2 separate regions of the Homo sapiens genome follow, and region 2 is linked to region 1. The links are chromatin contacts, found by Hi-C or POLR2A ChIA-PET in ENCODE. All regions are on one chromosome and are shown on one strand. The core of a region is the stretch at or near the end of the contact, and the rest is flanking DNA. Distances in the headings are between cores, read along the strand shown. Region 1 overlaps SND1 (staphylococcal nuclease and tudor domain containing 1). Region 2 overlaps SND1 (staphylococcal nuclease and tudor domain containing 1).

Region 1 (3,156 bases), core at 389-2,888:
CTCAGCATTTTTCTGGTTAGTACAGTCAGATGCTATATCAATCCAAATATTAAAAACTAGCAAAAAAAAAAAAATCTGTAAAAAGCCCACATTGCACCAGGCTATTTACAGAATGTTATAAACAAGCCACTGCCCTCAAGAAAAGTCTGCTATAAAATATTAGGCACATAGAGAAAAAAATGGAACATATAAAAGCATGACCTAAATTTCTCAAAATCTTTCTAGCCGACAGAACAACCAGAAAATGTCTTCTTTTAGTTTGGCAACGTTAGAAACATTGGTTTTACATAACGAAGTGTTTCTCTTATAAGAACTCCTGAGAGTAGATCTTCTACCCAAAGTGGGCTTGGAAAAGATAAGACTATGAATGAAGAGAGAAGAGGCAGGCAGGAGGGAGGCATTCTAGTAGAAAGGAAATTCTTTGTGCTGTGGCTCATGCCTATGATCCCAACACTTTGGGAGGCCCGGGCGCTGGGATCACTTGAGCCCAGGAGTTTGTGAGCAGCCTGGACAACACAATGAGACCCCCATCTCCATAATAAAAATTTAAAAATTAGCCGAGTGTGGTGGTGCATGCCTGTAGTTCCAGCTACTTGGAATGCTGAGGGAGGAGGATCAGGAGTTTGAGGTTGCTGTGAGCTGTGATCACACCACTACACTGCAGCATGGGTAAAAGAATGAGGCCCTATCTCAAAAAAGAAAGAAAAAAGCAAATCAAGATGGGGAACAAAGAAAGTAAACAATATAAAATCTGAGATGACCAGTTTTGGAGCAATACTCCATGGGAGCTACAAAAAATCTCAGGTTAGACTCTAATGCAAAGTAATTCTCAAATGCAACAAATCTTTTTTTTTTTTTTTTTTTGCCAGAATAAGAAAATTGCTCACACTTGGGAATGAGAGATGCCACTCTATGTGGCCTGCATCTACTAGCTAGAGAAGGATGAATGGGAAATGATATGCAGACACTTAATGATACATATTTGAATGGTTCCTCCCCAACCTGGAAAGGGAACTTTGTTATGAACAATCAAACTGCAAAAACAAATTTTCAAAAATTAAGTATAATTAACTATAGCAAATACTGGAAAACAAGAAGCATGATATTATTGAGGGAGAATGGTGGTTATGTCTTTCTTTGTGTCTGTCATAATTACACCAAAGGCCCTACTCAAACCATCTGGTTTGCTGCCCTTTAGGGAGAGGCTATGGTAAGCAATAGGCTACCGTGCCATATGCTATGACTGAGTATTGTTTGAAAATGTGGTTAACTCCTAACACACCAGTGGTTCTTAGAAAGTTATACTGTGGGGATGCTGGGAGCTGAACCAACCAGTATCTGTGCATGTTTACGCAATTTAAGGGCTCTATTCGTCAAAACCCAGGAGAACATGCTTTTTTTTTTTTAAAGAAGAAAAAATAAATGTGTTGGTAGAGCAAGGAGGAAAAGATGCAGTGGCTGATTATCTTCTCATTATATGCCCCTCGGATGTCTGTTTATCTACTGCCAGCACGGTATTAATATCTCCAAACTGCCACGGAATTAGCACTTCTCAAAATCCACTCCCACAAAGAGGCTGCTTTGCTGGCCACCCTGTCTCCTGAGTCACCACATAAGCGTGCTGGCAAATGCTGTCATTATCACAGAGTTGTGTTTGGCAGCATGGAGAAGGCAACAGCCTCAAATCAGCAGATGTAGATGTTGATACATGGTGAGGATTTAAACTAAGGTTGTCACTAAGGGGCCCTAGCAGGGAACAAGAGAGGCTCCACCCATCAAAGAGCTAGTAAGAAGGCTGGGGAGTGGCATGGGGGACAACTCCACTTTTGATAGTTTGAGATGTCCTGGCTGTTTTAAATGCCAAGAAAACAAAGAAATATTTGTTACTGCATTTTGAATTACTGAGCATTGACATTTTACAGTAAATACATGGGGTTTGGAGGAGAAAGTGGGAATGGCAGAGCAGGCAAGGAAAAATTCACACAAACAAGCTTTGATATATAAAGAAAAACAACACAAATGTTTAATGATCCACCCCAGTTAATGCTGCTCAAATCAATACACAGAATTACTGAGTACCTGCCTGGCCGGGAAAAACCAAGGGCACTTTCTCTACTCTTCCTTGTCCCTGCCCTCTTTATCCTATCAGCAAATGTCTACAAACCAGTTAAGACCTGCCATATGGAGTTCCTGAGGCCTTAGATTCCCAAATCACTCCACACCCTGCCCACTAACTTTCTTCTCTCTTTCCTTTAAAGCTCAGCATCTAAGCCATGTTCTCTTAGCTTCTTATCCCCTAATTATAGATTTCTCCTGGAGGAACAGTTGTGATGCTGGTGCTTAGCGGTAACAAGAGTAAAAATACATGAAATGATAACAACCATCACCATTGGGCATTCACTACGTGCAATGCATATGAGAATCACATGTGTTCTCTTCTTGGTGGGTTCCCCATGTGATACACCATCACAATATATGGCAATTATTCATTCATTGTTTATCTTCCTTGGTGAGTGATAAACACTGTGAGGGCAGGGGCCATGCTTTTCTTGCTCTATATCCCAGTTCCAAGCACAGTATTTTGCACAAAGTATAGGCTAGTCTGGCTTGGGGTGTCAGAGCCCCATAGGAAGGTAAGGATGATCACTCATACAAGGTATCAGAGTTCAACCTGGGTGCAAACATCCACATGGAAGGTGGCTCCATAGCCAGGCATTAAAGACTGAGTGTCCACTTGGGAGGGGTGACATCAGTGTTACAAGATTGGTTACACTAAGGAATATCAACCCTACCAGTGAAAGTACTAAGGATAAGCCAGGTTTCTCACTGTCAGAGTAGGTATATACAAATATGGAAAGGAAGAAAACTAGAATGAACCCTGTAGCAGTGGATTGGAATTTTAGGTATTTGTGTGAACTCATGGTATGTTGGTTCAGGTTCTATAAGAGGCACGTGCCAAGAAGGATTAGATGTGCAAGAGATTAATTGGAGAAAACTCATCTCAAGGAAGGTGGGAAGGGAACCCCAGGAGGCCTGGGAAGAGCCAACAGACTGCAGTGCAGGTCAAACCCCTGTGCAGAATGGAGGGAATGAAGGAAGGTTAGATAGGGAACATCTGAGCTACGGGCCTGTTCCAAAGAGTTTCGTCAAAGCTTG
Region 2 (3,222 bases), core at 631-3,130, 100 kb before region 1:
TGTTTTTTACATCAATAGCCAAAAACACTTTTCTTTTTATATCTGCAAACTAAGCAAGAACAAAATCATCAGAGAGAAAAATAAACAATTCCATTGAACAATCTTGCCACATAACCACAGAAAAAGCATTGTTGCAGAAACAGGCATAATGCTAAAACAAGTGTTCAGTTTGTTTCTGACTCTTAGCAGCCATTTGGGCAGGACAGGACTGGGGTGCTGTTGGGTGGGGCTGCTATGAACTGGGGACTAGAACTGGGATGTAGCTAGGGTACTGCACTGGGCAGCAGGAACTAAGGGGTTGAATTTTCACTATGAGGGCATAAAAGATTTCCGAGCTTCACTTACTGAGTACCACTCTACTCCTTTGTCACTCTCTTGGTATTCTGAAATCTCACCAGGTTGGTGAAGCTTCAGAGATTGCAGTTGCTCCCCTGAATCCTGGAGACCACCAAGTGATTAAATTGAGAAAACATGATGGCTCAGTGGGCCAGGGTGTTAAACAAATCAAGCAGAAATATATTCAAAACATTTTTCATGAGATAGTCCTCTGGGCCTGTGAAAACCAAATCCCAGTCACTCCATGTAGACACAAAGGCAAAGAAGGGCCTTTGTTACGTTGCTAGTCCACTTCCCAGCAGTTAAGCCCTAGCACGACAAGAGTAGGAAGCCGAAGTAGGGTGCTTCTGTGCCCTTTTTCAAGTGGAAATAAGTAAACATCCATTCACATCCATTCCCATCAGGCAGAGGCAGAATCTATTCCCAGACTAAGGTACAAAGTCAGGGCCAGGAGAGCAGGACAGGCTTTATGATATCTGAATGTCTGAGTATTAGAAATTTGCCGAGCCGAGCTACATCTACAGATAGAAGATACTGTAGATGGGCGTTTTTCAAACTTTTTATTCTTACTGTGACCAACATACACACTTACATATGGGTACAAACACCTGTAGACAACCAATGGAAGTAAGAAGCCTTCAATAGATTCCAGAGTCTCAAAACAGTCACATCAGGCAGATTCTGCCAGTGCAATTATTTAGGCAGGAAGACCATTTCCTGAGGTTTCCTTCTCTGCCATCTTGATATTACCTTTTGCAGAGCAGTATTTATGTATTCATTTATTTATTTGGGGGGTTATTTTTATTGGAGGCCAGCTTAGCAATTATTACGTTTCCACAAAACAATGGTTAATCTTGACTATATATGTTAGTTATATATGTCAGTATATGTTATACTGACAGTCTCTCTTCTGTTCACCATTTCATTAAGGAAAAAAACAAAACGGCTATGACACTGAATTGATTTAAAACCTCTAGTGGGACAAATACCCAGTTTGAAAAACACTGGTATTGACTGAGGTGTAAAGACAGAAGGATGGAAGGACGGGGCAGGTCCTGATGGCTTTCTTGCAGAGTTAAAAAAGTGCTCCAACTGAGGGTTTATCCAGTTTCTAGACTTGCTTTTGTGTACTAAGGGACCAAGGAACAGAGCAAAAAATATGCTGTCCACTGGTAGAGAGGAGACCACACAAATGGTAACATTCTGAGCCAAAAAGTCAGTTGTCGTTGCTGCTGAAAGCCAGATGAAGCCACATGCTGGCAGCGAGCAGAGTTATTATGCTGTGCCCTCCTCTCCCAAGAGCTCAGGGAGCAAGTCAACCTAATCCATGCTGCACCTTTCCTCAAGCAATGCCTGCACTGCTGGGCTGGTGATGCAATAAAATGGACGTTAAAAATAAAAGTTAAAGAAAACAGATGAAGGGAAAGAAAGTTGGGTTCTAAGAAAGCAAACCCAAGGCTGCTGATGCTCAGCTGGGCAGGCTGACAGGCAGCAATGGAGCGCTCCCAAGCCACACAGGGCCTCAGACTGTAAATATGAAGTGAGATATCACTGGAGCTGCAGAAGTTCTCCCCAGCCAGTTGAGAAAGTGCCTGGCTGGATCCTGCATGTTACCACCAATAGCTGTCTTTTCTGATAACATACCAGTGCAGTGCTGCCTGCTGATAAAGATATATTAACTCAGCTGTGCCTCAAATGCCACAGGTGCAAGAGAAGTGCCAAGCTTACCTCTGACACAAGCCTTTAAGAAACAAACTATTTTGTTTTAATAAACACAAAAGAAGACAAAACACTACACTTAAAAAAAAATCCCAAAAATTCCTGAGCATTTTCCTTCTCTATCATGGGGTGTGCCAGAACAAAGACAGATCCCCCATGGGGGGACTCAGCTGACTTCCACAAGGGCAGGCACAGGAGAGGCAGGTAAGACAAATGCCTGCCCCACCTCCTGCTCCATGTGGCTGCTGCTCCTGACCTCTTTCAAACTCTACAGGTCCATCTGCCTATAAGCAAAAACTCATTATTTTTCATACCTTTTCTAGACTTTCTGGGATATGAATGGTTGGCCATGGCTATTTGAAACAAAACAAAACAAAACAAAACAAAAGGAAATAAAATCAAGTAAAAAGAGGTTTCTGCCTGACTCTGTATAGTTTAGGAAGAGAAAATTCATTGCTAGCCATCAGCACATCATGATTCTGGGTTCTGCTCTGCCACTGATAGAATATTAAACTTATCCAGGCCTCATCTGTCTATAAAATGAAGGATATGCAAGGCCTTCTCTGGACACAAAATCTTACCATTTTGGTTATACCCTTTTGAGATTCCTCACCCAAGCCTTGACTCATGGAGTATAAATATCCAACAAAATGCTGGGCTATGGAGCAATCATTCTATTAAAAAAATTATACATTTAGAGACATTGACTAACTAGGTCAATTAACACAAATACTCTGGTCAGTCAGCTTTGGAACAAGAAGTACACATTCTTGTTAATGACAAGACAATGGGCTCTGTAAGAGATTCTATTGATGGCTATGTGAAACTTATGTATCGCTCTGAGTATTTTACACTCTTTTTCGAGTTTTATGATAACTAAGTCTCAGGACTCAGAATGTGTTCACTTTTTCCTTTATTGGGCAGTGGGAGCTAAGGGAAGTGTGACAAATTGGCCTTAGCTGGAAGTATGTGACAGCTTCCCAGTGGCACTTATTCCACCACTAAGAGACCAGGCATTAGCTGAAGGAGACAAAACTCAAGTGGAAACAAAAAACAGTTTGAAGGATTAGTCAACGGTGTCTACTGCATGCCCGCTGTGTTCTCACTACTGCATCAGACATCACAGTGGCACAGGAGGCATGCAGAACCTGCCTTCTGTCCACGGGG

The links. A loop is a pair of places that touch in the nucleus more often than their neighbours do. ChIA-PET counts read pairs that join two places held with the same protein, here RNA polymerase II (POLR2A). Pooled maps may share reads with other maps.
Region 2: a loop to region 1 is called in a pooled map, with 1.8 times the contacts of the local background. The contact joins two enhancer-like sites. A Hi-C loop is called at or near these places in 2 of 168 maps with a recorded cell type or tissue (K562 and ovary) and 1 of 50 pooled maps. POLR2A ChIA-PET finds 5 or more read pairs at or near these places in 2 of 52 experiments (OCI-LY7 and activated CD4-positive, alpha-beta T cell).

Annotation. Positions count from the first base shown.
Region 1 is chr7:127,884,558-127,887,713 of GRCh38, reverse strand. The region is part of intron 12 of SND1 (staphylococcal nuclease and tudor domain containing 1); the gene reads right to left. Among named protein-coding and RNA genes, the nearest start is that of SND1-IT1, 110 kb to the left of the region's middle. Within about 2 kb of position 1,638, at least 5 of the 41 ENCODE cell types and tissues checked have a DNase peak (open chromatin) inside an H3K27ac peak, as active enhancers do.
Region 2 is chr7:127,985,814-127,989,035 of GRCh38, reverse strand. All of the region lies in intron 15 of SND1 (staphylococcal nuclease and tudor domain containing 1), which reads right to left. Among named protein-coding and RNA genes, the nearest start is that of SND1-IT1, 10 kb to the left of the region's middle. Within about 2 kb of position 1,880, at least 3 of the 41 ENCODE cell types and tissues checked have a DNase peak (open chromatin) inside an H3K27ac peak, as active enhancers do.